Linked DNA regions of Homo sapiens: all the other regions are linked to region 3. Evidence: chromatin loops called from intact Hi-C (ENCODE). Cell type or tissue: endothelial cell of umbilical vein. All regions are shown on one strand.

Evidence for each region. A loop is a pair of places that touch in the nucleus more often than their neighbours do. Peaks named below come from ENCODE experiments on the same cell type or tissue, not always from the same donor. Only the 100,000 strongest peaks of a DNase experiment are listed, where the experiment ranks them.
Region 1: a loop joins it to region 3, with 3.0 times the contacts of the local background. A loop is called at or near these places in 4 of 110 quality-filtered maps.
Region 2: it touches region 3 in a loop (9-fold over the local background); 100 of 110 quality-filtered maps call a loop at or near these places.
Region 4: it touches region 3 in a loop (4-fold over the local background); 5 of 110 quality-filtered maps call a loop at or near these places.
Region 5: it touches region 3 in a loop (21-fold over the local background); 69 of 110 quality-filtered maps call a loop at or near these places.
Region 6: a loop joins it to region 3, with 4 times the contacts of the local background. A loop is called at or near these places in 6 of 110 quality-filtered maps.
Region 7: a loop joins it to region 3, with 14 times the contacts of the local background. A loop is called at or near these places in 4 of 110 quality-filtered maps.

What each region holds. Positions count from the first base shown.
Region 1 is chr7:150,875,589-150,879,588 of GRCh38, forward strand. It overlaps LOC105375567 (a long non-coding RNA gene), which reads right to left and starts at 1,542. Exons shown (of 5, transcript XR_928171.3): 1 at 1,421-1,542. In endothelial cell of umbilical vein, a CTCF peak has its summit at 1,699 (motif pointing left); DNase peaks (open chromatin) are centred at 1,683 and 3,923; H3K27me3 peaks cover 810 bases.
Region 2 is chr7:150,896,670-150,900,669 of GRCh38, forward strand. No RefSeq gene overlaps it. Among named protein-coding and RNA genes, the nearest start is that of AOC1, 46 kb to the left of the region's middle. RefSeq lists an enhancer at 1,852-2,146 and silencers at 1,852-2,012, 2,030-2,089. In endothelial cell of umbilical vein, a CTCF peak has its summit at 1,972 (motif pointing right); a DNase peak (open chromatin) is centred at 2,002; H3K27me3 peaks cover 370 bases.
Region 3 is chr7:150,986,410-150,990,409 of GRCh38, forward strand. No RefSeq gene overlaps it. Among named protein-coding and RNA genes, the nearest start is that of NOS3, 2.6 kb to the right of the region's middle. RefSeq lists enhancers at 1,983-2,023, 2,530-2,689 and a promoter at 3,960-4,000. In endothelial cell of umbilical vein, a CTCF peak has its summit at 2,267 (motif pointing left); a DNase peak (open chromatin) is centred at 2,462; H3K27ac peaks cover 674 bases.
Region 4 is chr7:151,058,409-151,062,408 of GRCh38, forward strand. It overlaps SLC4A2 (solute carrier family 4 member 2), which reads left to right and starts at 1,181. Exons shown (of 23, transcript NM_003040.4): 1 at 1,181-1,354; 2 at 3,517-3,630. The coding sequence starts at 3,580. It overlaps LOC128092247, which reads left to right and starts at 3,520. Exons shown (of 1, transcript NM_001414898.1): 1 at 3,520-3,570. The coding sequence starts at 3,520. The coding sequence ends at 3,570. RefSeq lists enhancers at 1-191, 272-321, 362-451, 1,975-2,882 and silencers at 1,055-1,244, 1,285-1,874. In endothelial cell of umbilical vein, a CTCF peak has its summit at 1,601 (motif pointing right); DNase peaks (open chromatin) are centred at 1,163 and 1,403; H3K4me3 peaks cover 2,624 bases; H3K27ac peaks cover 2,184 bases.
Region 5 is chr7:150,777,168-150,781,167 of GRCh38, forward strand. It overlaps LOC105375566 (a long non-coding RNA gene), which reads right to left and starts at 3,962. Exons shown (of 4, transcript XR_928163.2): 1 at 3,516-3,962; 2 at 1,728-1,918. In endothelial cell of umbilical vein, a CTCF peak has its summit at 1,722 (motif pointing right); a DNase peak (open chromatin) is centred at 1,754; H3K27me3 peaks cover 1,010 bases.
Region 6 is chr7:151,113,335-151,117,334 of GRCh38, forward strand. AGAP3 (ArfGAP with GTPase domain, ankyrin repeat and PH domain 3) reads left to right here. Exons shown (of 18, transcript NM_031946.7): 2 at 3,459-3,517; 3 at 3,761-3,848. Among named protein-coding and RNA genes, the nearest start is that of AGAP3, 29 kb to the left of the region's middle. RefSeq lists silencers at 1,939-1,988, 2,189-2,248. In endothelial cell of umbilical vein, no CTCF peak of the experiment used is centred here; no DNase peak of the experiment used is centred here; H3K27ac peaks cover 1,075 bases.
Region 7 is chr7:150,284,422-150,288,421 of GRCh38, forward strand. ACTR3C (actin related protein 3C) reads right to left here. Exons shown (of 8, transcript NM_001164458.2): 5 at 1,946-2,119; 6 at 332-424. Among named protein-coding and RNA genes, the nearest start is that of LRRC61, 37 kb to the right of the region's middle. RefSeq lists enhancers at 2,079-2,580, 2,581-3,080. In endothelial cell of umbilical vein, a CTCF peak has its summit at 1,859; no DNase peak of the experiment used is centred here.

The DNA of each region.
Region 1 (4,000 bases), 110 kb before region 3:
GATGGGGATGGATTGGGGTGGTGGCATGGATGTTAATAAAAAGAGGTAGCAAGAGGGAGTTCTTTTGTGGTGTTGGAGCAGTTCTGCATCTTGACTGAGGCGCTGCTTACACAAATCCACACCTGACAAAAACACCTGACATAAACTTGCATAGAACTGTATGCACACACAAAACCACACACACAGAGAGAGACAGAGAGAGAGACAGAGAGAGAGAGAGATGAATGCAGGTTTAAAAGCAGTGAACACCGAATAACTTCTGTAGCCTAGTTAATAGTAGTGTGTACCTATGTGGATTTTCTGGTTTTGACATTGTACTCCAGTTATCTGTGTCTTAGTCCATTGAGGGTGTTATAACCAAACACGTAGCTAGGTGGCCTATAAACAACATAAGTTAATTTCTCACAGTTCTGGAGGCTGGAAGTCCAAGATCAAGGCCCTGGCAGCTTCAGTGTCTGGGGAGGGCCTGCTTCCTGGTGCATGGACTGGCCATCTTCCCACTGCGTCCTCACATGGTGGAAGGGACAAGAGAGTTTTCTGCGGTCTTTTTTTTTTTTTATAAGGGCATTAATCTCATTTGTGAGGGCACTGCCCTTGTGACCTAATCACCTTCCAAAGGCCCCATCTCCTAATGCTACCACTATGGAGATTAAGATTTCAACACATGAATTTGAGGGAGACATACTCAGTCCATTGCAAGATGTCACCATTAGAGAAATCCAGTTGAAGGTTCACAGAACTCCGTACTCTTTTTGCTACCTCTTGTGAGTTTATAATTACGCCAAAACTAAAAAGCTTTCTTAAAAATATATATACAAATTCTCAAGTAAAATATAGTAAACTTGTTACTTTTTCAGGTATTTGATGCCTTTATCTGTAAATTCTTTCAAAGGAAATATGGCATGAACAAATATTGAGACAGGGATGTTTCACCAACTCTCAACTCCCCTTATTCAAGGGTTGGATCATAATAACTACATCTAAGTAATCCAGAAATTATCATTTTACTGAAAACCACGAAGACTATGTAGATGGAGAGAGATGAAAGAAGTACTATTTTTAAATCTGCAGCTTTATATCAATATACATAAATACATACCAGATAACCATATTTTATAAGAATACATATATATTCAAGGGTATATGTCAAATTTTAAAAAGAAAGGGGATTTGGCGTGGTCCTATCATTATGAAAGGGGATTCGGCGTGTTCCTGTCCTTATTTTACTCATCATGTCATCCCCTATCGTCTACCAGGCGTCCAGGCGCTGAGGACCAACCTTCTCTTCCTCCTCTGGCTAAGAAAACAATCAGCTTTCCCAGAGCCACCGCTGTCTGGACGCTAGATGGCGCCGCTGAGCTCCCCCCACCCCCCGCCTTTCCCCCACCCCCCCGCCTCCTCCCCACCACCCCGCCCACACCTGCGGTTCCTGCAGAGGGGTTGCTCAGGTGACCGGGCCGTTTGGACCACTTGGTTCAAATTCAGGATCCAGGTAGATGCAGCTGGGGAAAGCAGGGAGGAATGGGAGGCTACAGACAGAATGACCACATGCGTGCCTTCCTGCAGGGCTTGTCTTCTCCAAAGCCCCTGGTCAGTCACATGTTTTACTTGGCTCCCTTCCTTCTTCCTCGCCTTCTCCAGACCCTCTAAGCATGTGCCTTTGTCTCTTCCCAAACCTCCTGAGTCGCCTGAGGCCCTCTGGTGGTTCAATTCTTTATTGGAAGAACAAGCAACATGTTTACCCCAAGGGTTTCCACGGAGAAATACAAACACGTCTATTATTGGCAAGAAAAGCAGCACTGATTTGTTGAAGAACTAGGGAATTGTTCTAATTCTGCAGATTAGTCTCTTCTTGTCTTTGGTTGAAGTAACACAACCATCTCCATAGAGGTTCCTAAGCATAGAGGAAGATTGTATTGTAACAATACAAGGCTGCCGTAACTATGTAATTGGCCATAATTGAAGACAAGAATGGTGGGAAGTATGGGTTTGCAATTACCTAATATTCCTGTCCTAACCCATTTCAGGAGATCTTGCTGCGAGGTGCATGTTACCCATATAACAGACCCTGGGAGTATACCCAGGAGCAGTGGTGCGGATCACAGAAGGGGCTTTAAGACGCCCCTGGTGTTCTATGGCCATTAGCTACCAGTAGGAGCAGCTGCACCCCTGGCTGACCACAGATGTGGCTGTCAAACACAGTGAGTTAACAAAGGACAGTGAAACAGGGGGACGTGCAAGTCAGAGGAGATGCCTGCTTCCTCCTAGATCCCCACCATTTTCCTGGCTTTCTACTCTATTCCCAAAAAGAAGACACACTGGGGTAGAGGGCTGAGGGGAATAATTCAGTCCACAGATGCAGTTTTCTCTCTTTTTGCTACCATGGTTCTGAATGAAGAGCTAATATTATACTATTCCCACCTGTGATGAGCCCCAGTCCTTTTGATTCTTTTTCTTCTTCATCATCCATCCAAACGTCCCCAAGTGGTAAACAGGCCAGCAAACCTGTTATCCTCTCTTCTGTCCCTTCCACACATGTTTTAGCTTTAGTGGAAGCTCACAGAATAACCCTCAATTATCTGTTGTGGTCTGTGGCATTACCTTCTTAAAGGAAAGCTGATGGGTTCTTTCAACAGGTTTGGGGTCCACTCCCAGCTAACAATTAGTGTGACCTTAGCCGAGCACAGTGTCTCACGCCTGTTATCCCAGCACTTTGGGAGGCCGAGGCGGGTGGATCACGAGGTCGGAGATCAAGACCATCCTGGCTAACATGGTGAAACCCCATCTCCACGAAAAATAGAAAAGAAAATTAGCTGGGCGTGGTGGCGGGCGCCTGTAGTCCCAGCAACTCATGAGGCTGAGGCAGGAGAATGGTGTGAATCAGGGAGGCTGAGCTTGCAGTGAGCCGACATCGCGCCACTGCAGTCCAGCCTGGGTGACAGAGCAAGACTCCATCTCAAAAAAAATTGTGTGACCTTGTTTTCCTTTACCATTGTTTCTAGTTGCCCAGGAATCTAGTGGGAAGATGTGGCTATGGTCTGGGGCAGGATATTTTGGGAAGCCTGGTGTCCAGGGATATTAGGCAAACAAACTTTTGCATTGCACTTAATATTTCAGAAACCCAGCTGAATAGCTCTTATTTTTATGGCACTAAGAAAGTAAATCTTAAATCTTTGCTCTTAACACCATTAAGACAAAATTATTATGAAAATTGGACAAAGTGCCTTATAGCAGCTGATATATTTAAAACATCAATGATTGTACCCTTAGCATTGTTTTATTTTTATTTTTTAAAATTATCTAAACATTGTTTCAAAGCTTGTGAAACTACTAAAAGACAAAGGATTGTAAATGTCAATGAAAGGAAAAGTAAAACAGCAAGTATTTTAGCATACGGGGGCAATCAAGTCATAAAGAAAAAGGGTTAGTAGCTCACTAGACAATAAATTATTATAAAGAAGAGCCAAGAAAAGTATTGCTTTGAAACTTTTTACTTTTAACCTTCAGCCTTACTGAAGAATTTGTTCACTATACTTTAAAAATTTATTATTCTGATCATATTTTCCTTGATTTAAGAGTAGTGTCTTCAACATTAGCTGATATACCTACTAATAGCATCCCACGTCCTACCATCATTTCTTACATCTGACATCTTCTGCTGTTGATCCATAGGTTAACAAAACAAAACAGAAACTACACACAGAAAGAAAAAGAAAGGGAAGAAAGAAAAAAGAAGGAAGAGAAAAAAGCAGAGACCACTTCCAGAATGATTGTATGAGGAGCTCTGCAGACCTGCTCCCCAGCAAAACACTTATATCTAGTTAAATGATTTTTAAGCATTTAAAGTCTCTGGAAATTGTTCCCAATAAGAACAATGAGAATCTATGACACTTGAGCCATGACTCACTTCCTCTCTCCTCCATCCCCCCAACTCACTTAACAGAAGCTCCACTCTTCATGGACTTAGCCAGGAAAACACAGCTCCCTCTCCATCCAGCTC
Region 2 (4,000 bases), 90 kb before region 3:
TTCAGGGAACTGGAAGCTGGGAGGATGGGTGAACTAAGAGATAAACAGGGTGGGTACTCCAGAGACAGCAATGCCCAGAGAGGCAGGGGCAGAGGGAGGGCGTGGAGTTCCCAGACCCTGCAGCCGGGTCACCAGTGGAAGCTGGGAGCCCTGGGGGCCTGTCTGTCGCAGCTGGAGAGAAAGGGAGAGAAGGTCCAGCCCCCTCTGTCTCATGCTCAGGCCTCCCATGGGTGGAACCTGGAAGTGTGGGAGATACCACTTGCAGGGGTCTGTCCCCACAAGACATGGCAGAGGAGGGAGAGGACAAGTGTAGAGTCTCAGGACAACAGATCCAGGACCAGCACCGCATGTAGAAAGGCAGTGAAAGGAAAGGGGGAGACCTCCACTTCGGCCCTGCCCCCTCCCTATCTAGCTCCGACTGGTCGGCAAACTGGTTCCCAGCCATGCAGCCCCAGGAAATGGCATTGATGGTGCTTGGACCCAAAGTCATGTCTGTGGGGTTCATCTCCTGGAGGAGGATCCCTGGCCACACCCCTTGGGGTGGACAGATCCCTCTCCCTGGAAATTCCCCTTTGGGGTAGGCAGATCCCTCCATCTAGCAATTTGCAGTTCACAGACCCCAGAATGCAGGGCCAGAGACAGGGACACTCCCAGAGTTACCCGGGACATCCCTGTATGTGTTTGGTTGTGGATCAGAGGAGGGAGAGGCTTGTTCAACACACAGCCACCTGCCCCTCACCAGAGACAGAGACCCTGGGGCTGGGGAGGAATCCAGTCCATTCGCTCCAGACACCCACCCCAGGCTCAGGAACAGTGCAGAAGAGAGACAGGGGCTGGCTCCGAGTGAGAGAGACACCCGCCATTCCCAAACCCTCTTTGCGGAGGACCACGAAGAACCCACCAAGCAGTGTAAGGAAAGAAGAAAACAAACAAGGACTTATGACCCGGGCCCACCTCTCACTCCAGCCCCAAGTCACTTCCCCTTCATGTAAAGCAGGTGTTATTTTGTTTGCGGCTCTTCAGCTGCCAGGTGGGGATGCAAATGAGAAAAGCTGAGACTCAGTTGTTTCACAGAAAGAAGAGGAAACCAGAAGATGTCGGGACACCAGAGCCTGTTGCTTTTCGAGGCCTTTTAGGATAGGGTAGCAATTGAAGGTGGCCTCAGAAAAGGATGATTGGGAAAGGGGGAGGTAACTGAGGTCCCCTCACCTAGCCTGGGGGCCCCTTCTCTTCACCAACACCTACAAACCCTTGGCCTCAAAACCCAGGCAGTGTTCCGGCCACCTCATGTAGCAAGGGGAGCCTGGAGACAGAGGACGGGCCCCGGGTCACACACAGAGTGGCCAGATTGGGTGGAGACCTGCGTGTCCTGGCACCAGGAGTCTCTCCACGAGCCTCTGCAATTTCTCAAACTTCAGTGAGATGAAGACTCATTTTTGCAACTTGGTCTCTATTTGCTGCACTGTTGGCCATTTCAAGCTTGTACCCGCAGTCAGCAAAAGGAAGTGTTAATAAGCTCGCCCACATAAACCCACTTTGCCCACTGCTCAAACCACCGCAAACCAATTTTTCCAGGCTGCTGCCAGGTTAGGCTCCCTTGGTGTTAATTTCCTGCTCAGTAAAGCAGTGAGTCATCTCCCTCCCTTCTCTCCAGCTCTCACTATTGCTCTGAGACCAGAGTCTGCAGCAGAGGGGTCACATGGAATCCTTTAGTACAGAAGTTCACGACCTGGACGAGGAGACGCAGGGACCGCCAACTGGCTCCTTGGAAACTGCCCGCAGTTGATTCCGAAAACACACCTGAGCCGAGAAGCTCCATGCAATCTGGAATTCCTGGAGTTCTTGTCAGCGTCCACTGCCATGCAGGACTCTGGGGCACTTGGCTTGTCATTGGCTAAAAGATGGGCTGGGTTCGAGGTGCAGATAGCTGCATTTTAGCCGCTGGTGCTGTCTCGCTTGGAGGAATGCTGTCTGCCACGCGACCACCAGGTGGCGCACAACACCTCGCGGCGACTGGACCGGGCACGGCTGCCTCTTATTAATCCCGCGGAGAAAACAGAGGCTGGAAATGCCCCCGGGGTGAGGCTTGACCAAGAACGGCAGACTCAAAATGGCTCCCTGTGGACCAAGTTCAGCTGAATGGAACAGAAAAATGTGTTCACAGCGGCTTCAACAAGAGACAGTCGTGTTTCTCTGTAAACACAGTCCTGAGTGGCTTAGGGGCCCCATGAAGGCCTAGGGCACGCAGCCTCCTTCCTCCTCACGGCCTCCACCTGGGATGTAGCCCCCAGCCTCCTAGTCCACGGTGACTGCCAGAGCTCCAGCCATCTCATACAAGTCAGGCAGTAGGATGGAGGAGGGGACAGAGAAGGGTATGGCTACCTTCACTGTGCTTTGCCGGAATTCACAGACATCACTTGTCTTACAACTCATTGGCCAAGCCTTAGCCATGGAGGCTGGGGGTGGGCTCTTTTGCTGGGCTTTGCCACCCCCAAGTAATTTCAGGCTTTAGTTTAGAAGAAGAATATGAGGATGGCTATCTCACGGCGACGTCAGCCACATGTGAATATGCGCCACTGGAGTTCCCCTGCGCCAACCCAGCATATTTCCCATTCCCTGGAAACCTCAATAACTGGGGCTCACTTCCTGCCTGCCCCTTAACCGATTTGACTCCCAAATATATGTCCCATGTCCATATTCTTCTCTTACACGCCAAGACCTGTACCTCTACCTAAACGTCCTGTGAGAACCTCACACTCCACATGTCTAAGCCGGTTTATCACCTCCTCTATCCCCTGCACAGGCCAGCCCTTCCTCCTGTGCTCCCCAGCCCAGGGTCTATCATCATGTCCCTTGACCCAAGCCAAGAACCGAGAGCCTAGGCACCTGCTTCCCTCCACACAGCCCCTCTGCCATCTACCCGTGAGTCCCACCTTCCCAGCATTTCCTGAATTCGTTCCATCTTTCCTTTCCCCATGATGACTTACTGCTCATCACCCTGAGACCCCAGTCTCGCCTCCATCAGACCAACCTCAACGCGGCTTCCAGAGGGGTTGCTCTGAAATCCAGATCAAACCCTGTCACCCTTCTGATTGAAGCCTCCATGGCTCCCAAAATTTTCAACGTGATTTATCAAGACCTTGAGAATCTGACCCATCCCTACATCCTCCACGTATCAGTTAGCATGGGGTAAGCATTTAACATGTGCACAAACCAGGCAGTGACTCCCTCCGTCCTCACAGCTCCTCTCTGAGGTGGCGGGTGACAGTCTGGGTTATTATTATTCAGCAAATACTCACACTCCTCCCGTATAGACTCCCCTGCTCATTGATGTTGGACTTGACCACCTGACGTGTTTTGGCCCTGGGGCTGTTGGAGGATGGAACTAGCAGAAGCACTCCATGCGCCCACATGGCCTGGCTCCTTCTTTCCACTCCAGAAGTCCAGGGTAAGAAGAGCTTCCTCCAGAGAGCCTCTGCTGTGCCCCAGGACAAACTTGGTGCAACCACCTGAACTTGCGTCAAACCCAGGCTACCTACAGCCTAAGGCAGGGCCGTCCAGCCACACCTATCCTGGATCAGCCAAATTATAGCCATCTGAGACCTGTGAGTATGAGAGTAATTAACACTGGTTGTCATAATGCACTGAGTTTGAGAGCTGTTTGTTATTATGATTATTATTTTAGAGACAGAGTCTCTCTCTGTCTTCCAGGATGGAGTGCAGTGGTGCAATCACAGGTCACTCCTGCAGCCTTGAACTCCTGGGCTCAAGCAGTTCTCCCACCTCAGCCTCCTAAATATCTGGGACTACAGGTGTGCACCATGCCTGGCTAATTTTTTTTTTAGAGTAGGGGTCTCACTATGTTGCCCAGGCTGGTCTCAAACTCCTGGGCTCAGTGATCCTCCTGCCTCGGCCTCCCAAGGCGTTGGGGTGACAGGTGTGAACCACGGCACCTGGCCTGGGCAGCATTACTTTGACAAAATTATGACATCCTCATTTC
Region 3 (4,000 bases):
GAAGCCTCAGGTCATCATCAACAGCAAATATGTCAGGGACGCCTCTGGGAGGTCACTGGGAGTCGGGCATGTAATCCATTTGGGGAGAGCAGGAAAAAAGACAAGTCACCAATGACTGAAGGTTCTCCAGGGCTTGAAGTCAGGATTTCCACATCTCACAGATCAGCAGGGGGCTCTAAAGGCTGCTCCTCCCACCCTGGTCTGGAGAGAGGGCCCAGCCCCTCCTGGGGGCACCTGAGAGGGTTCTGTCCAGACGATCCCAGTGACAGTTGCTGTGGAATTTCCATGCTGGGCACACTTGAGGCCCAAAGCTCCGATTCCCAAGAGGCGCCACAGCAACCATGCCAGGAAACTGGGCCAGGCTGAGGGTGGCAGGAGAGGGAGACAGGAGGAGGCAGGAAGGGGGCAGGGCCTGTCAGATGGATCCCTGACAACCATCCGTCTCAAGTCCGAGGTAACCTTATATCTTTGCCTCAGCAGATAGGATGACTTTGTATGTAGGGCCTTCAGAGCCCAAGACAGGGCACCTATGGTGAGCATTCAGGAGGCCTCAGCCTGCCCCTGAAACCCCCTCGTTCTCACTCTGGATCCCCGGAATAAAGGACAATTTCGGCCAGGCGCTGTGGCTTACGCCTGTAATCCCAGCACTTTGGGAGGCCGAGGCGGGCGGATCATGAGGTCAGGAAATCGAGACCATCCTGGCTAACACGGTGAAACCCCATCTCTACTACAAATACAAAAAAATTAGCTGGGCTTGATGGCGGGAGCCTGTAGTCCCAGCTACTCGGGAGGCTGAGGCAGGAGAATGACGTGAACCCGGGAGGCGGAGCTTGCAGCGAGCTGAGATCACGCCACTGCACTCCAGCCTGGGCAACAGAGCGAGACTCCATCTCAAAAAAAAAAAAAAAAAAAAGGAGGAAATTTCAAGTTCCCACGGATGGGAAAGCCTTCATATCCACACAGATGCTCTTGGCCCAAATTAGCTTTGGAGGGGCAGGGCCCAGATGAGGAGGCTGGTCAGTGAGGGAGCCCAGGATGCACAACCCATGGACAACTGCAAAACTGTGAGGGGGGGAGCTCCCCAGCTGGGGAGCAGGGAGGGGGCACAGGGAGATGCTGCCCCGCCCTCAGGTGGGCTCCCTGGGGCAGAGCCTGGTGAACCTCTTCCAGAGACGCTTCTGCCTCCTGGCTGACAGACCCAGTGACCTGGAAACCCAAGACCTTACCCTGGCAGTGGCAGGGGTCTGCCAGCCTCTGGGGGCTCTTGGGAGTCTGGACCAACTTCCACCTTCCCAAGGGAAATGCAAGAATCTCCAGGCCTTGATCAACCTTCAGGTTTAGATTCTTCCTTCAACACCACTGCCCTGAGTGTGTGTGTGTGTGTGTGTGTGTGTGTGAGAGAGAGAGAGAGAGTGCACGTATGCATGGATGTATGTGTGTGTGTCCGTTTGTTCAGGCTGCTGTAAGAAAACACCAAGGACCGGGTGGCCTAAAGACAACATAAATTTATTTCTCACAGTTCTGGATGCCGCAGTCTAAGATCAAGGTGCTGGCAGATTCCATGTCTGGTGAGGACCCACGGTTCATAGACAGTGCCTTCTCACTGTGTCCTCACATGATGGAAAGGTCTGGTGAGGACCCATGTTCATAGACAGCGCCTTCTCACTGTGTCCTCACATGATGGAAAGGTGAGGGATCTCTCTGGGGTTTTTTTCTTAAGGGCACGCATCCTATTCAGGAAGGTTCCTCCCTCACGATCTCAACACCTCCCAAACACCCCGCCTCCTAACACCATCACCTTGGGGGCTAGGATCTCAACTTATGAATTTGTGGGGAAATCAAACGTTCCCCGAAACATTTGTGTGTGTAAGAGAGTATGCATGGATGTATGTGTGTGTGACTGTGCATGCATGCATGTATATATGTGTATGTGTGTGCATGCATGCATGGATATATGTGTAAGAAAGTGTGCATGCATGCATGGATGTATGTGTGTGCGTGTACGTGTGTATGTGAAGATACCTCCTGAGCCTTCGGTTTGACACACCCCATGTGGTCTGTGCAGGAAGCAGGGAGGCGCAGATTTGTCCCAATCTGCTCCTCTGGGGGTGGGCCCAAATGAGCCACCTTGGGACCCCAGATGGCTGGTGTAGACCTACCACCCGATGCCGTTGGCTCCTTTCCTATCCCCTGGGTCTCCCCCTCCCTTCGTGGTGTCTGATCCCACGATTGTGCTGAAATCGCTCCTCCTCGGCTCTCTGCTGCCCTCATGTGGCTGTCTCAAGAAGGGCTGGGGCTACCAGGGGGCGCCCAGGATCAACACAGGAGCCCCTTCAGACCGGCAACCGCGTCCACAGCCCGGAACCCTCAGCATCCCAGAAGCCGCCCCAACGCCCTCACCAAAGGCTCAGCACCAATTCTGCAATCTGGAAGCTGAGCAAATCTCTCCGCCCCCCAGCACTCAGCATGAGTTACATCCTCGGGAGGGGGAGGCCTGGCGGCAGCTGCTCCCCGCCCCTCTCCCGCTGCTCCCGCCTCCCTTCCCTCCTTTCCCCGCTCCCCACCCGTCCTTGCCAGCAGGCAGGAAGGAAGCTGCTCATAGTGCAAGGGTGGGGTACTTCCAGCTCACACTGAACAGCCCCGGGCTGGGCTATAAAGAGTCAGGGACTTCCGCTCAGTCACCCCTGCCCTCACCACCCAGGCCCCCATGCACACACCCCAGGCCCAAGGCCTTCCCTTCCCAGCACAGCCCTCCAAGGTCAAGGCGTCCCCCGCCCAGCCCTGCAGAGCACTCTGGTCTGAGAGGGAAGGCAGGGGCAAGATTTGCCGCCTCTTTGGCATTATGGAGGGGGCAGGGGGCACAGGGCACAGCCCTCCCCAGGGAGGGATCCCTACTCACCCACAGAAGGCTGTCACCTTACCCCTGGGGTCTGGGCCAGCCCTCCCCGAGGCGGAAACACAGCCACTGTCAGGGACAAGGGGGCTCAGTTCCCAACCAGATCATCTCCAAAGCCCATTCAGCTTCAGATCTCATGATTGAAGATGGAAATTCTTTCAGCCGAACACCAAATCTCCAACCTTGAAAACTGTTTTTTCGGAAAGTCCTCTTTAAAACATGGTTACCAATATGAGCAGTCAGCCACTAAGATGCATGGGCATCATTCTTGGCAGGGCTGCAGGCATAGAGCAGGCCAGCACCAGGCAGAGCCCTGGGGACGGCAGGCCTCCTCCGACAGGCGGGGGAATCAACTGTTCTCATCAGAGCACCCTGATGGAAGGCAGGACACTCCGGACAACACTGGCCACGGCCCAAGAAAGGGGAAGCAGGGAATCCCCTGTCCAGAGAGCATTCATCTCTGACTTTTTCTGTCTGTTTAACTTTTTTTTTTCCTCCTTTTCTTAAGACCCTGCCATGGCATCCTCTGCCCCAATTCAAACCCAATCCAGGCCTACTCTGACCCTCAGCTTTCAGCGCTGACTGTACTGAACTGGACCCCATCCTCCCTGTGACCCTCAGCCTTCAGTGCTGGCTGTACTGAACTGTAACCCATCCTCCCTGTGGCCACAGAGTGCTCCTTCTTGCACTCCTCCCCTTCACCTAGACTGACTTCTTTCTGCCCACACAGACCCATCTAGCCTCAGCCAATTCCCTTCTCAGTGGACCCTCTCCATTGCCTCCAGAGCACAGCTTCCAGTCCCCAGGCGGCTGCACACATTTGCAACAAAACAAGCCAATGTATGAAGCAATCCCACTCAGTGCAGGAGCTCAACCCAGCAGAGGATCCCCACAGAGAGGAACTGACCTGTGTCTTCCAGAGCACACAGGTTCAGAGCACACAGGTTCATTTAAGTGAGAACCCACACTTACAGAGCAAGCTGCCCAAAAACCACGACCAGGAGGGCCCAGAGAAAGAGCTGTCCCCGGGGCCTTGGGGACAGGGTGACAGCCACCCAGAGATCATGGAGAAGGGGACGTAAGGAAGACCTCACAGAGGAGTCA
Region 4 (4,000 bases), 72 kb after region 3:
CCAAGCCACCTAGTGACCCCAGAATTGACTGGGGAATGCCTGTGAGCGATGATGACCTCACAGGGAACAGCTGACCGCAGGGCTGGGAGAACAGCTGTGCCCCTTCGAGGCTGGATTTTAGTGGAGGGACACACGCCAAAGACCCCCTCTCTGCTGAGCCCCGTTTGTTGTCTCGGAGCCCACCCGACTCTAGCCGCTGAACTCTGACATGCTGAGGAAAACTGGGTGGAGCCCTGGGGGTCCCCCTCAGACCCCAGTCTCCGGAACAGGGCCCACTGGAGTCAGCCAGGGTGTGGCAGGCAGGTTGGTTAACCCCCTCCACAGACAAGACCACAGACCGATGCTCAACTTGCAGCAGCCTCTGCCTCACCCCTTAAAGGAGCTGATTATAGATTCCCTTACGCTGCCTCTCTAATTGTCTCATGATTGCATTCTTGAGGGCTATGGACCGAGGGAAAAGGATCCCAAACAGCACTCCTCAGCACCGGAACCAGAGTTGCTGCTAAACACGTGTTAATTAACTCGTTTCTATCTGAATGCTTTTGCATACACAAGGGAAAAGAAGCAAAAAGTGTATTCCTTATCTGGAAGACTTTGTGATTTCGTTGGGCAAAAAAGAACTACACACAAAGGTCTTGAATGATAAGTGATGGCTCTGCCTAGGGTTCGGTTCAGTGTGGAGGTTCCATTCAAGAGGAAGGAGGCCAGCACAGCGAATCTCTGTCCCTCTCTGGAAGTGGAGAGCCTCTAACAAGTTACCCTCTCCCAGATCAGCTCAGGGTACCGGGCGGCCAGCCTCCAGCCCCTGTCACCCTTCTCACCCACTCGCCACCCGTCCCTCAGGGGCTTTCTTGGAGGCACGGGGGTTATTGAGGGGGGCAAGAGAATCTCAACCCCGATACGTTTATGTTTCGACTTCCCCGAATTTCCTTGTGCCTGCGTTTTGCTGCCTGGGATCCCTAGCGTGAGAAGGGCTCCTTTACACTCAGAGGTGCCGTAATGGAGCCAAGGGACGGCATCCTCGGGGCTCCCGAGCCCCGAGTGGAGAAGCTTGGGGCAGAGGGACGGCGGGGGCGGCCCCTGGTGCCGGGCTGTGCCTGGAAGCGCGCCCCCGCCCCGGCCCCCGCTCCCGCCTCCCCACCCGCGAAGGCGGGACCGCGCACGGTGCGCCGGGGGGCGCGCACGCAGGGGGCTGGCCTGCCCGCGGCGCGGGGGAAAGTTGAGTTGGGAGAAGTTGGGAGCGGCGGGGGCGCGCCCCGGGGTGGGCACGGGGCAGTCGTCGGGAGCGCGCGAGTGCGCCGGAGGACGGGGAGAGACCCCGAGACCCCCGGGGCACGAAGTCCAGAGCGAGCGGGTAGGCGGAGAGGTGGTGGCGGGGGACGGCCAGGGCCGCAGAGGGAGGAAGGGAGGGGGAAGGAGAGGGGGGAACTCGGGACTCGAGCGGGGAGGGAGTGGAAGTGGAGGAAAGGGCGGAGACTGGGGCGCGGGGAACCGCGGTCTTGGGGAGAAGGATGGGGAGGCGGATGGAGTGCTGGTCGGAAGCGGGCATTCCGGGGTCCCCTTCTCAGAGTTCCCTAAAGCCAGGGTGCCGCGCCCCCTGCCACCAGGAGGGGGTAGTCTCCCCGAGGCGCCGCCGGCCCTCCCACTCCCCGGCTGGCTCCAGACCACCCCTCCCCTCCGGCCCCCCCGCATAGTCCTTCAGTCCCGTCCGGGGCGCCCAGACTGGGGGTTGCCCGGGGCCCCCATCCCCAATCTCCGGGTTGAGAGGCGAAGCCAGGAAAGGCGGGTGGCGGGTAAGGTCGGACAAGGGGTCAGACAGAAGAGGGAGCAGCTGGGTGGGAATGGGAAAGATGAGCCCGGAGAGTTGGACCTGACTCCCGGGGTCGGTTTGTCCAGGCGGGAAGTTCTGTGCTGGGTGTGAGAGGCGGCACTGCCTGAAACCCAGGGTCTACTTTATCCCCCTTCGTTTCCCCCGCCAGCCCCACATGGAAGAGCTGCGGAATTTACGAGTTCACTTGGGGGGTGGTTAATGCCCAAGTGGGGGTCCGAGGTGCTAATCCCTTGGTCAAGGGGAGAGATACTAATCCTCTGGGCCGGTCGGGGCTGGTCCCGGGAATGTGCCCCTACCCGGATTATCGGCACCGATGCTCTGGACAGAAGCTGCTTTGTGTTCTGGGACAGCAGGGGAGGGGGTGCAGAGGAGTGTGGAGGAGCGCGACGAGGGCACAGCCTGAGGTGGGAGTGGGCGCCTGCAGGTGCTCTGGGCGGACTCTCCCCACACCCTTCCCAGACTGGGTGCACTCACGCTCACCCACACCACCCGCCCTGGCTGAAGGCCTGCTGAGGGGGAGGGGAAGAGCGTGGTTAGCCAAGTTGGAGTGCTTGCCAAGAATGTGTTGCCAGGCTCCCCATCCTGGGTGACCCCCCCAGACCTATATTGTTTGACGCTACACTGACTTGTCTTACTCCTAAGTCAGGCACCCCCAGTCCCCAGCAACACACTGGGAGCATGGGTTGTTGGGTACCGTCACTTTTTGCCAGTCTTGGGTGCCCCCTGTGCTGACCCGCTAGGAATGCGCCCCCTATTTGCAGGGATTGGGCTCCCTCCTGCAGCTCCTTCTCTGCCCCCACCACACAGTGTCCTCCCCAGACTCCCTACAGTCACAGTCAGGAGGGTGGCAGCACTGCCACTCAGATTTTCCTGGCTCCAGGCTCTAGAGGGGCGGGATCCAGACTGCCCCTCAGAGGCAGAACCTCAAGGTTGCGGTGCCCACCCCCTCCCAGCCCATCACATGCCCCTCCCCCATTATAAAGCTCTGCCCAGCCCATGCCCACCTTCTGTGCCTTCCTCTCTCTCAGTGAGTGAGTGGAGTTGAGCTCCTGCCCTCCACCCAGCCAGCCTGCTTCCCTCCTGCCGGTCCCCAAGGACCTGGGGGAGGGAAGCCTCCTGCCGGCCTGTACTGGGGAGGGGGCACCCCCTCCCTGCAGGGGCATCTTGGGCTCTCTCCAGAGTTCTTCCATTCGTCTGCTTCCTGTCTCGGCAGCCCGGCCCCGGCTCCACGGGGTGTCTCACCCTCCCCACCACACCCTCTCTGGTCTCAGGCCCACCTCTGGTGGGTGCCCTGACCCTGCGAGGCTCCGTTGTCTGCCTGGGCCTTCACTCCCCTCTTTCCCCAGCTCATTATCACTCCCTCCCTCATCTTTGTTGCTTTCTCTCCGGGCCTGGGCCTTGACTCCTTTCTCCCTCATTTTTCTTGCGGCCTTTCCCACCTCCTCTCTCCTCCTCCCTCTACTCAGCCTCTCGGCCCTTTTCGGCCCCCCTCGCCTCAGTCCTCTCCTGTCTCCTTGTTCTTCTCTTTTCTTCCTATAAATAACTCTCCTCTGTGCTGTGGCTGCCGCTAAGGGCCACTCTGAGGCCCTTCATACTCCAGGAGGATCCCCAGCAGCGCAGCCTGCGCGTGGTGGCTCCTGCCCTCCCAGGGCTCTCGATGGTGATCAGGCCTCTCCCCCATCCAGGTTATGCCTCCGCCTCGTTGCCCTGAAAGCCGCAGCGACAGCGAAAAGGGCTAAGATTCGGCCATGAGCAGCGCCCCTCGGCGCCCCGCCAAGGGCGCAGATTCTTTCTGTACGGTGAGTGTGGCCCCCAGGTCGCCAGCCCAACCTTCCCTCCCTGGGCAGCCTTGGGTGCTCCGGCCAAGGGTCCTCGCCAACCAGGGGTGTGAGCGTGTGTGAGTGTGGAGACTGGGAGGATGCTGCCATCCCTACCCTGACTTTGCATGATGGTCGTAGGGGGGGATGGGTAGTGGGGGTATCAGACGTCTTCCAGTCCTGGGGAGGGAGTTGAGGCTGTTACCTGAAGACCTAGGTAGCTTAGCCTCAGCGGTTGAGGAACTTTGAGAACCCTGGGTCTCTCACCCAGCAACCCGTCTCAGACCCGGCTGGCCTTAGAGGCGCAGGTCAAGTCTGCACGCGGGCCAGGGTTCTGGGCGGAGCTCGCCTG
Region 5 (4,000 bases), 210 kb before region 3:
CTGGAACTTCATATATATGAGTCTAAGTGAGTATTTTTTTCCTACTTATTGTGCTTCCATTAGGCAATCCTTTTCGCTCTGCAAACCAAAGTCTTCCTTAACTCTGTGCAGCTCCCTTCCCATGCCTTCATATTTCCTCTTTCTTCTGTTCTCACTCAGAGATGCCTGCCAGTGGATGTCCAATCTCAGATGGCCCTCTTGAATTGTTAACTTTTCACTAATATTTTATGCCACTTTCTCTTTTTCATCATTTTCTAAGTAAAGGGTTTTTGGGGGGAGTTTAGTTTAGGTGGTTTTTGTTGTTTGTTTTGTTTTTTTGTTTGTTTGTTTTTTTGTTTTTTGAGACAGAATCTCACTCTGTTGCCCAGACTGGAGTACAGTGGTGCAATCACAGCTCACTGCAGCCTCACACTTCCCGGGCCCAGGTGATCCTCCCATCTATGCCTCCCACGTAGCTAGGATGTAGTCCCAAGCTACAAGTGCATGCCACCATGCTCGGCTAATCTTTGCAATTTTTTTGTAGAGACAGGGTCTCCCTGTGTTGTCCAGGCTGGTCTTGAACTCCTGGGCTCAAGTGACCTGCCTGCCTCAGCCTCCCAAAGTGCTAGGATTACAGGTGTGAGCCACTGCGCCCGGCCAATAAAGGGTTTTTTAACTTCAGCAATTATATTTTCAATCTCTAGGTAACTCTTGTCTTCTAATTGTCTCTCTATATAGCATGTTCTTATTGTTGATAGATGCACGAGACTGCCATAAACTATAGTCTTAATCTCACTGAAGATGTTATTTGGACTTTCTCCTCTTCTGCTGCTCTTAGGGTCTGTTTTTCCATCGGCTCATGCAGTCTTCTACTGTTCACCTGTGTGGTGAGCCCTGGCTTTCCATTCGTCCTTGCAAATGGAGTAGGTAGTCAGACACCTGCTGCCTCTGCCCTCGTGGAAACCCTCCTGGTACCCTTCTCCCCGCTGGGGCAGTCTGGTTAAGGACTCTGAGTCTGTCAGGCAGGGTTTTCAACCCCCATAAAGTCCAAAAAATGGGACTTTGTTGTGCAGTGTCACTGCCCTATTTAAACTTACCTCTCACCAGATAGATTGCCCAATTCTTCCAGTAAAGGGCTGTTTGCCTTGTCCTGACTGCACTCTGGCTTCTCTTGTGAACCAGGTCATTCGATGGATCCTAGGATGTCACATGGTTGTCTCGTTTTAAAGAAGTAAATGACCAAAGCAGATAGGTTTAGTCATAAAGCCAGAATGGTTCTAGTTAAAGATGATGGAAAGGATCCAGGGGAAGTCTTCAGTTTTAAAAAATTTTAATGATTCTATTTAAATTTTTTTTTTGATTAGAGAATATTCAAAACATACAGGTGGGCAACACCTCAAAAGTACACCCACACACACCTCACCTTCTAGATGCTCGGTTTCCCCCCCTAGAGGCAGTCAGTGTTGCTACTTTGGGTGTTTCCATCTGAAACTATCCTACGCGTATACAAACAAATAAACATATATTTACATATTTGTGTGTATTTGCATACATTGCAAAGAATATATACAATGTTATGTTACACAAGTTTTTGTAACCCGAATTTACTCATAAGGGGGTGATAAATTAGGGGAATGACGGCGGTATAACGTAGAGGCACATTAGTGCGTATATGATTTTCTTCCCAGTACTGTGTATTATACAATGTTTTATCCCAAGAAACACGAAGTTCACTATTCAGCTCTTACCGGCAGGTGGCGCCCTCTGGCTGTACGTGATGCCCACTCCCATCTCCTTTCTCTTGGATCAGTTCTCCTCTGTCTTGGAGGTACTTTTCCATGCTTCTGGCTCATCTTTGCACATTTTCCGCTTGTGTCCTTGACTCAGCTGACTTCACTCTTCCTTACAGCTCTTTCCTCAAGCTAACTTCACCTTATTTCTAAAAGTAAAGAGGTTTCTTTTTTCTTTTTTATTACAGTGTTTCTACATTTATAAGAAATTTAACTTGTCTTCTCATTGTACTAATATCTGTATTAAGACTGGTTTTTTGCTTTTGTTAGCGCTCTTCACAAAGCACTAATTTTCAACAACGTGATCCAACCATAACTCTCTCATAAGTCTGTTGTTTTTAACATGAAATATTTAAGGAATGCAAGATTTTTCAGCAATATATAAATGTTACAGCAGAAATGTCCATACTGTTCCCCACCACCACTACCCGCACTTTTAAAATAAATCATAGCACACTCTACACACTGAGTTCACTGAGTTGTGTTTGCTTTTTTTTTTTTTTTTAGATGGAGTCTTGCCCTGTCACCCAGGCTAGAGTGCAGTGGCACAATCTCAGCTCACTGCAACCTCCACCTCCCAGGTTCAAGCGATTCTCCTGCCTCAGCCTCCTGGGTAGCTGGGATTACAGGTGTGCGCCACCACGCCCAGCTAATTTTTGTATTCTTAGTAGAGACAGGTTTCACCATGTTGGTCAGGCTGGTCTCAAACTCCTGACCTCATGATCCACCCGTCTCAGCCTCCCAAAGTGCTGGGATTACAGGTGTGAGCCACCGCGCCCAGCCTTGCTTTTATTTTTTAATGAGATGAGTACATAAATAGCCTCTTCATGCTTTTTTCAGCTGCAGAGTGCAGGTATTAAGACGTAAATGGGATCTAGAATTCTGATTTGATTCTGTTTCTCTAGCACCGACATTAAGATAGACTCTTGGGGATCCAGTGTTCACAGGCACTGTTACTCCACCTGGATTTTGTCTACAGAGTGAATTATCTAAGACAAATAAACTATACATTTTATGTATATGTATATATAAATGTACATATACATTTTATGTATATGTATATATAAATGTACATATACATTTTATGTATATGTATATATAAATGTACATATACATTTTATGTATATGTATATATAAATGTACATATACATTTTATGTATATGTATATATAAATGTACATATACATTTTATGTATATGTATATATAAATGTACATATACATTTTATGTATATGTATATATAAATGTACATATACATTTTATGTATATGTATATATAAATGTACATATACATTTTATGTATATGTATATATAAATGTACATATACATTTGCAAAACTTGAGTTTATATGCAGCTTTTTAAGGAACAGAACACTTGCTTGAAGTGAGTTTCCCCAAAGTATCTGAATGCCTGCCACACTCTCCTCTCCCCCATTACATGGTATTTCCTCACAGTTCAGATTGGCAAGTGCACTTGGGGTCACCCCAGACACATACCTTGCTCAGGAGCCTCTGAGTGCAGCTCCTAAATATCTGGGGCCTACAGCCTAGACAACCCACTTAAGTGCTAGTTACTATACCTAGTCTCTCAGCCTATTATAATTGGGACTCTTTCAACCGCACATGTCGTAAGCAAAAGATTGCTTAATGATCGTATACTAAAATGGTCAGGACTCAATCTGGCTTCAAGCACTGCTGAATTCAGAATTCAAGCAATACAATCAGGTGTGAGTTGTTTGTTGTTTCTCACCTGTCAGCTCTGACTTCCAGGTTGTCTTCATTCTGAAGCTCCTGGGGTGGTCTTTGGCAGCTCCAAGTGGACTTTTCACAGGGCAATGATGGCTGCCACAGCTCCAGCTTACATCCGTCTAGGTTCAAGTTCAGTGAGGAAAGCAAGAGCCTGTGATGGTGGCATAACCCAGAAGCCCTAAGATTTACTCTGATATGACCCATTCAGGCCATGTGCCCACATTTGAAACAATCTCCATGGCCTGGGGAAAATGATCTGCGGTTTAAGTTTGGGTCACAGGCTTTATCCCTGGAACTAAGGACAGAGCCCCACCATGAACACTTAGCCTGATAAAAAGGAAAAGGTAGGTCCAAAAATGGAAATCTGGGGCTGTTATTAGAAGAAAAGAGAATGGATGCAGGGCCATTTCTTGTTAGATTCTATGCTAGCACTAACTCGATGGTTCTCAAAAAAAATTTCCCCACCACAACAATTTCAACCAAGAA
Region 6 (4,000 bases), 130 kb after region 3:
CTAGTCCCACGGAAATACAAACTCACCACCAGGGCCTCTCCAGGCCTGGGAGATCCAGCCCAGGACTTGGGAATTTCCAGCGCTCTTTTCTGCAGGGAGCACCTAGGATGGAGAGGCCCTGCCTTCCTTAGGCATTCCCACTCAGCCCCTCAGGAATGTGCCACTTGTATCTCCCACTTGGCTCTGACCAGGTCCATGGAATTCTAAAGCTGAAAGGGACGCTGGGAGTTGGGCTGGACTGGGGGTGGAGGAAAGTGGGCAGTATTGTCTTTTTAAAGGAAATGCAAGCCCCTGGTCCCTTGCCACTACTTAAACTGGTTTCTCCTGATCCGTGGCTGGTATTGAGGCAGCCAGTGGTTTCTGACTTTATGGATGACCGGAAACTGGCTGGGCTTCAGAGCCTGGGAGAGGACTGATGTTTACAATGCAGTGTCAATCACAGCCGGGGAGCTCTTGCCTCCAATTCTGGGTGAGCTCTGGGTTTACTGGGTGTCCAGGCAGCCCACAGTCATGAATTGGAAGGGCCTCGGAGCTTGGAGGAGTGTTTTCATTTACAGAACGTCAGGCTGGAGCCAGTACCGCAGGCTACCACTTGATCTCAGCCCATCATCCCGACAGGAGGTGAGACCCAGTGAGCAGCAGGGGCCTGGAGAGGTCCGGGCCTCAGAAGTGAGTCACTCACCCAGAACTGCAGCGGAGGTTATCTTTGACTTCTCTGCTGCCCTTAGGCAGGACGCTTAACTCAGTCCAGACAGATGAGTATCTTCTGGATTTTATAATCTCCAAAGAAGACAGCCTCAGTCATCAACAGAAACCGACTGTAGCAGCCAGCAACTCTCGACCTCAGAATGTCAGAGCCGAAACTAAGACAGGACCACCTCGTTGAAGCTCGCGTGCTGCAGACGAGGACACGCGCGCAGACCCGGCATGGCTGCCTCTGACGTCTCACTCAGGCTTGTCATACTTCTGGGCCTCATGTTCTTGGCTCTTCTGGCTCTTCCTTTGAAGAATGAGAAATGGCCCGCTTTTCTCCAAAATGGGGCCCAGTGTGTGGTGGACTGAGGACTGTTATTTAGTTGGCCTGCTCGTAATGACAGCTCCTCACCTACCTGCCGGATCCTAGGAGGCGCCCTGGGCTGGAATTTCCTGTTTTCGAGGGCTCCCAGGGGCTGCCCCAGCAGGCCGGCTCCCCCGCGCCGCGCCGCCGTTCCCGGGCGTTCCAGGCCAGACTTGCCGCCTCTCTCTCCGGGCTGGGCTGACTCCCGGCCTCTCCAGGTCTGGGCTTGCCGGCCGCGAGGTGGAGGAGTTGAGGGACTCGGTCGGCCCACACCAGGTGCCCAGAGGCCGGAGGTCCGTGCGCCCCGGCCGCGGCCCCGGCCCGGGCCCAGCCCCGTGCCCCTCGCCATGGGCCTGGCCCGCGCCCGCCGGCCCTGAGCATGGAGCGGGGCTGGCCGCAGGGGGACAGCTGTCCCGGGGAGCGGCCCGCCGCTTGCCGCCGCGCCCACAGCGTCTGCGACTCGCTGGACCTGCACGGCGCCTCGGCCGGCCGCGCTGCCGCCGCCCTGCAGGCCGCCCTCTGCGCCGCCAGTGAGCAGCCGGCGCGGCCGCGGAGCGTGTGCTCGGGCGGCCCGGAGCCGCCGCCCACCGGCGCCCGCGGCCTTTTGCTCGGCCTCCTGCGCCCGCGCCTCGGCCGCCGGGGCCTGGCGCCCTCGGGACCGCCCGTCTCGCCTGCGCCCAGCCCCGCGTCCAGCCCCGCGCCGACCCGGCGCAGCCGCACCCGCGGGGAGCCGACTCCGCGGCCCCGGCCGGCCAGCATGACTTTCCTGGAGGTGAACCGCCTGGAGCTGGCGGCCGCCGAGGCGCCGGGCGCGGGTCTGGGGCGCGCGGGCAGCGCGGGCTTCCTGCGCGGCGCGGCGTTGTGGAGCAGCCAGCGCTGGCCAGTGCTGCGCGGCGGGCGCGGGCCGGAGGGGCCCCGGCGCGGCCTGGCGGCGCTCAGGAAGAGCTTCAGCTTCCGCCTGCGCCGCGGCCAGGAGGTGCGGCGCTCCGAGTCAGGGCTGCTGGCCCGGCCGCCGCGCGCGCGCACCCGTAGCGACGGCGACGCCGGCTCCCTAGGCGCCTTCCCCAGCCGCCGCGACCTGCTGGGCTCCGACGCCCCGCGCGCAGCGCCGGAGCCCGGCCGCCCCCGCACCGCCGCCGGCCTCTGGAGGCTGCTCACGAGCCGCTTCCGCCGGAGGGAGCCCGCGCCCGCCGCGCCGCTGTGGGGCCGTCGGGCGGCTGCGGCCCCGGAGCTCCTGCGCGCGCCCAGCGGTAAGGGGGCGGGCCTGGGGGGCGTCTGGCAGAAAACAGCTCGCGGGAGAAAAGCCGGACGCGCCCAGGGCAGGCGAGCTGCCGCGCGCGTCCGGGGCTGGCGGGGTCTGGGGTCTGGACCGAGTGTCGTCCGCGCCTGGCGTCTGGGGTCTTCGGCAGTGGCCGAGGAGGACAGGCCGGAGGGGGAGCTCTCGGGTGCGGCCCAGGAAAGGAAGAGGAGACTCACCAGAGTCAGAGGGCTCTGGGCTAGGCCAGACACCTTTCCTAGTTCCCTGTCGGGGCAGCGCGCTCGCCTCCGGTTGCCCCTGTGCATGAGGTTAGGGACTGCTGTGGACCTGGTCGTCATAACTGCTCTTTGACACAAACTTGGGACAGTGCCTCTGGGAGCCAGGGAGGGAAGCAGTGCTGCCCAGCTAGAGAGGGGTTCCCAGAGCTAGCCCGAGCACCCATGTGGAACCTGGAGGTGACGGAGATGGGGGCCTGGCTGTCGGAGGGCTCTGGGTAAAGGGACTTGCCAGTCAGGTTCTGAGGACAGACTGAAGGGAAGGGAGCCCAGGAGGCGGCCTCCCTGCTAAGGAGGAGCTTAGAGAGGAGGCGGGTGGGGTAGATGGCTCCCTATCCACCTGCCCCTGGCAGAACAGGGCCAGGCCAGGCCAGGCTCCTCCCTCTTCACCCGGCTCAGGAATGTGGTGGGTGGCCCCACCCTGCCAGGGTGCGCTGTTCTTACTTGCAGGAGTCTGCCCCCCAACCAGGTGCCCAGCCCTTGGGTCTGTTCTGAGACCTGCTGGAGTGGCCTCTAACCTGGGCCTGGTATTTGGGCCACAGGGGCACTAGGCCAGGTGTGGCTTGGTGGGGGGACAATAAACCTGCTGGAGCAGGAAGAGGAGGAAGGACACAGGGCCGAAACCAGGGGGACTGAGCCCACAGCCCTCAGAGTCCTGTTCTGAAGACCATCCTTACTCTGCTTCACTCAAGAAGAACCTTCCCACTGCCTCCTGGGGAACTAGGGGTGAGGGTTGGGGGTCCCGTGGAGGAAGCTGCTGTCCTCTGGCCTGGGCTTGGGGAGGGCATCATAGGTGACACAGGCAGCAGTGGTTGGGACAGGTGTGTGTGCCACCCTGGCCCTGACGGGGCGGCTCTGTCTTCCGCAGACTCGTTTGTGAACAGCCAGGAGTGGACGCTGAGCCGCTCCGTACCGGAGCTTAAAGTGGTGAGTGTGGCCCATGGGCAGCACCGGCGGCCTGGAGCTGGGGGGGCGAGGCTGGGTGCCGCGGGCCTGGGCCTTGCTTCTCCGGCTTCTGTCCCCTTCTCTGCTCAGCTTGGCCCTCTCTGCCCTCTCTCCTCCCCTTCAGCCCTGGCCTTTCTCCCTCCTGCTGCTTCTTTGCTTTTCCTGCTGGGTCTTCTCCCTCGTGCCCTCTGCCCTCTGACCCACTCACCCCTTCCTCTCCCGCAGGGCATAGTGGGGAACCTGTCTAGCGGGAAGTCAGCCCTGGTGCACCGCTATCTGACGGGGACCTATGTCCAGGAGGAGTCCCCTGAAGGTGAGCGTCACAGGCCCAGCCTGGGCCCTGAGGCCGGCCACTCCTCCAGCTCCTGCCCACAGGGTCTGGGTGGGGGGTCTCCAGCCCCCTTCCAGTCCTCTTCCCTCCCGCATGGGAAGCTGTAGATTTCTTCTTGGCCCCTGGATTCTTTC
Region 7 (4,000 bases), 700 kb before region 3:
TGTAGTCCCAGCTACTCAGGAGGCTGAGGCAGGAGAATTGCTTGAACCCAGGAGGCGGAGGTTATAGTGAGCTGAGATCGCACCACTGCACTCCAGCCCGGGTGACAGAGCAAGACTCCGTCTCCAAAATAAAATAAAATAAAATAAAAATTCTAGTTAACTGAGTCATATTTCCATTTTCTCTTACAATTATATTGTCTTTAACAAATCCTATGAAACAGAAGGTGAAACAGGGATATTTACTAGTAATAGACAGTAATACCGTCTTCTAAGAATTATGGGCCTTTAATTGTGGAATGAAATCAAAGTACCTTACCCATGCAGCTCATACCTTATACAGCGGACGCCGCACATCGATGGGGCAGTTCTGTATTACTTCATCAACAACATCTGAGATGGACTCCATAGAGTCTGGGTTGGCAAACTGAATTGTATATCAATATAAAAGAAACATTACACATTTCTCTCAAATAGAACAACATGAACACTCCTTTAAAGTAACTTTAACAAATATACAATTTATTATAACTTAAAAGAATTCACATTGGAATGAAGGATATGTCAAATGAATCCCATGTGACTACGTGTGCGTGGGGTGGTGATGACACATTTCTCCTCATGAGGTAAAATGTATGGATTTAGTGAAGAAAAAATACCAACAACATCACAGACAGACCACCCCCACCCCATGAATACACAGTGATTCAGTCTACTAAGAGCAGTGGAGAGTATGTGCACGATCTACGTGACACGCAGTGAGAAACATGACTTTGACATATCATTTGACAATATTCGTATTATGAGAAAATTAGGATATAAGGAAAAAGAAACAGGTTCAATGAAAGATTAATTAAACCTGGTCTAGAAGATGCAGGGAAGTGTTTTGTTTAATGAGAAGGGTTTGTTTAACATGAAACAATCCACATGATAATCATGTTATTGAATAAACAGCCATAGATTCAATTCCATAAGTTAAATAAGCTAAAGTATAACGAATTCAACTCAATTACATTTCATTTGAAATATTTTAAAAATCAAAGTAAGCTTGAATGTGCACTCTCAGAGGAAGGAGGAGGATATTCAGTTGCTCACCAGCTGTTCACTGGACATTTGACTGTTCTATGTCCATTTCAAATCAATACTATTAAAAGTGAGCATTCACTAGATTATCATTGTTATTATTTTATTCTTCAGATTACTAGCGAGGAACACATTCTATGCTATTTCTCTGTACAAAATAGTCATATACACATCTAAAAACAAACAGCAGTTTGTAACCCACCTACTGAATATAAACTGAATTAGCCAGGAATATATACCAAAATATAAATAAAATGCATTATATGTAAATCTTAAAATGTGCCTCCTAATTACTGCTTTCTGCAAAAGTACTAATAATTCCTTATGACTACTAGTTAAAATGATGACATTTCTAATTCTTAAGATTATCTAAATAATAGAAATGCTGGCCTTAGACAGAAGCTTTACCTAACTTGCAGCAGGGAACAGAGCAGGACCAACTGTCCAGGGTTAAAATTAGAAGTTAGGAAGGGCAATCACCAAAGATAGAAAGGTTACATATTATCCCACTCTTATGCACAGGCAACCTCCATACAGGCCTTGAGAGTAGCTACTTGTAATGCTAGCATGTGACCACCCACAACCCTTGGAGATTACTTTTAATTCTATTATCATCTATCGCTCCTAAAAGTCTTCCTAACTATTTGTGGTATAACCCATCCTTAACTATTAAAACAGATAACCAGCTCTACGGAGAGGCAAACTGAACAATCTGTCAAGCAGACAAACTGCATGGGGGATGCAGAGAGACCGAATGACGGCCACCCTGCTCACAGGCCCTTCGCTGGGAACTGCTCTTTCTACACTCTGGGTGGCAGTATCGCTCCATCCCACACTTGAGCACACAAAAAAAGAAACACCTTACCTCCGGGTGAAAGAATATTTCAGGTCCCAGGAATCTTTCGTAACCAACGTCTATAACAAACTTCTTCTGGTTGATCGCATTGATACCCGTGTACTGTTTGATCCACTTCTGGGGATCCACATCATACTTGGCAAATTCCTTGACTATATCGGGGCAAATGTAACAGTATTTCTCCTGCATACACACACAAAGATGTTGCCAGGCATTAACAACTGCCCAGTGTCTCTGCCCTCAGACAAATAACCAGGAAGCCCATGCAGTAAACACACCCTGGGATCAGAACCGCCCCCACCGTTACTCTAGTGTGGATATGCATCAAGCCTCACATTCCATCGTCTTTCATGTTAGACATGGTTACACTTGGACTTCGGACAGGTAAGTCTGCTTTCTCTGCAACTCAGCTATTAATCTCAGCCTTGGTCTATCCAATTCTATCGCTATCATATCTGAAATGATGTCTACAGGTGTCTAGAAAGCACCTCGTCTTGCCTTGTTCCTCTCAGATGCCTCCTATGGCCTGCTCTGGCACCTCACTGTGGTCCACACTGGACCAGTGGACCCGTGCTGCGAGCTCAACTACCGAGTGCGGCACTGTCTACACCCTAAACCTGACTGTAGAGGCTTCTTTGGGTCCCATTTGGGTCCCAGCATGCCACAAGCCGGGTGGCCACTGTCAACCTGCTGGTTGTTAATCTGGTGTGGAGCTGGCCACAGCACTGTCATCAGCTCCACTGACACCATCTCTTTGCCTAGAGACAGTGTACCTTGTTGACTGGGTATTCTAAGTCCCTCAATCAACATAGATTTATTGTCTAGGCACTTGGGATACACAAGGTAGCGAAACACACAGATCCCTGCCAAGATTACACTCTAGCTGGGAGTCAGAAAACAATAAGCAACCATAATAAGTAAATGACATGGTAGGTTATAAAGTGATAGGTCCCGGGGAAGAAAGGAAAAGCAGAGTCAGGTGGGAGGACTGAAGCCGCCAGGATGCTGCTGCTGCTGCTGCTGCGAGAGAAGTCGCTAACGATTCCCACCCTGCACCGACAGGCAGCCTGAGGGATGCGAAGTGTTTCATGGGTATCTGGTAAGATGAATGTTCTTGGACACCTTTGTGTTGATATGTGTCCTTAGAGCTGGCCTCAGCATAGCAGCAGGTGACCCCCAGATACTTGCTGCCTACAGGAAGCACGAGGTGGGCCGCCCAGCTGGCGCTGAGCACACTGTGGAAGGAATGGCTCTCTCAAGGACCTCCAAAGACGCTCTCGTGGTATTAAGTTTAAAGTTTCTTAGCATCCCTGAAACATATTCTAATGCCATCTTCTGGGTATCTTGGATATACTCTAGCGGAATTTTAAGAAGACTGACAGGCAAGAAGTGCTACACAACCCTGTGTTCTTTGATGACACAGAGCAACAGGGTCAGCTGATTACAACCTCAAATCTACCAAGACTGGAGACAAAGGCATTCAGTTCTCCTCACAGGCCTGGTCAACATCCTACAGCATCTCAGCTTACTTAACTCAAATGCTTCCTAGGAAATGTTTCCATTGAGTTGGGTGCAGAGTAACAGGCTTAACCTTAAGGTTCAGGATTCATGCTGCAAGGTTGGTGTGCTCACGTTACACACTCCCTCAGGCCTGTTCGCGACCACAGAAGGCCATGGCAGTAAGGGGAAGCGGGGGGAGCTCTAAACCACGCCTTTCAGGATCTGTTCCTTCAAAGAGAGAAGTCAGGTGAGAACTAACAGGGCTACCCCACAGAGCAGGGCCAGGGCAGCTGATTCGGAGGCTACGAACAGTCTCTTTTACTCCCAGCCTTCACTGGGGGGAGACACATAGTCACATCGAGCACATCAGCCCAGATTTCAGGGTCCAAATTGGAACCCCAACAGCCCGTGAGGAGAGTTGAAGGCCCAGCATGAGGGTCAGGAAAGCCCCTCCTTGGCAGTGTTGCTCAGCAATCCTGGCGGAAATAGGGAGGACTCAGACTCACTGGAGTGGACCCTGGGCGTCAATAACAAAAGGCTCAATTCTTTTTTTTTTTTTTCTTC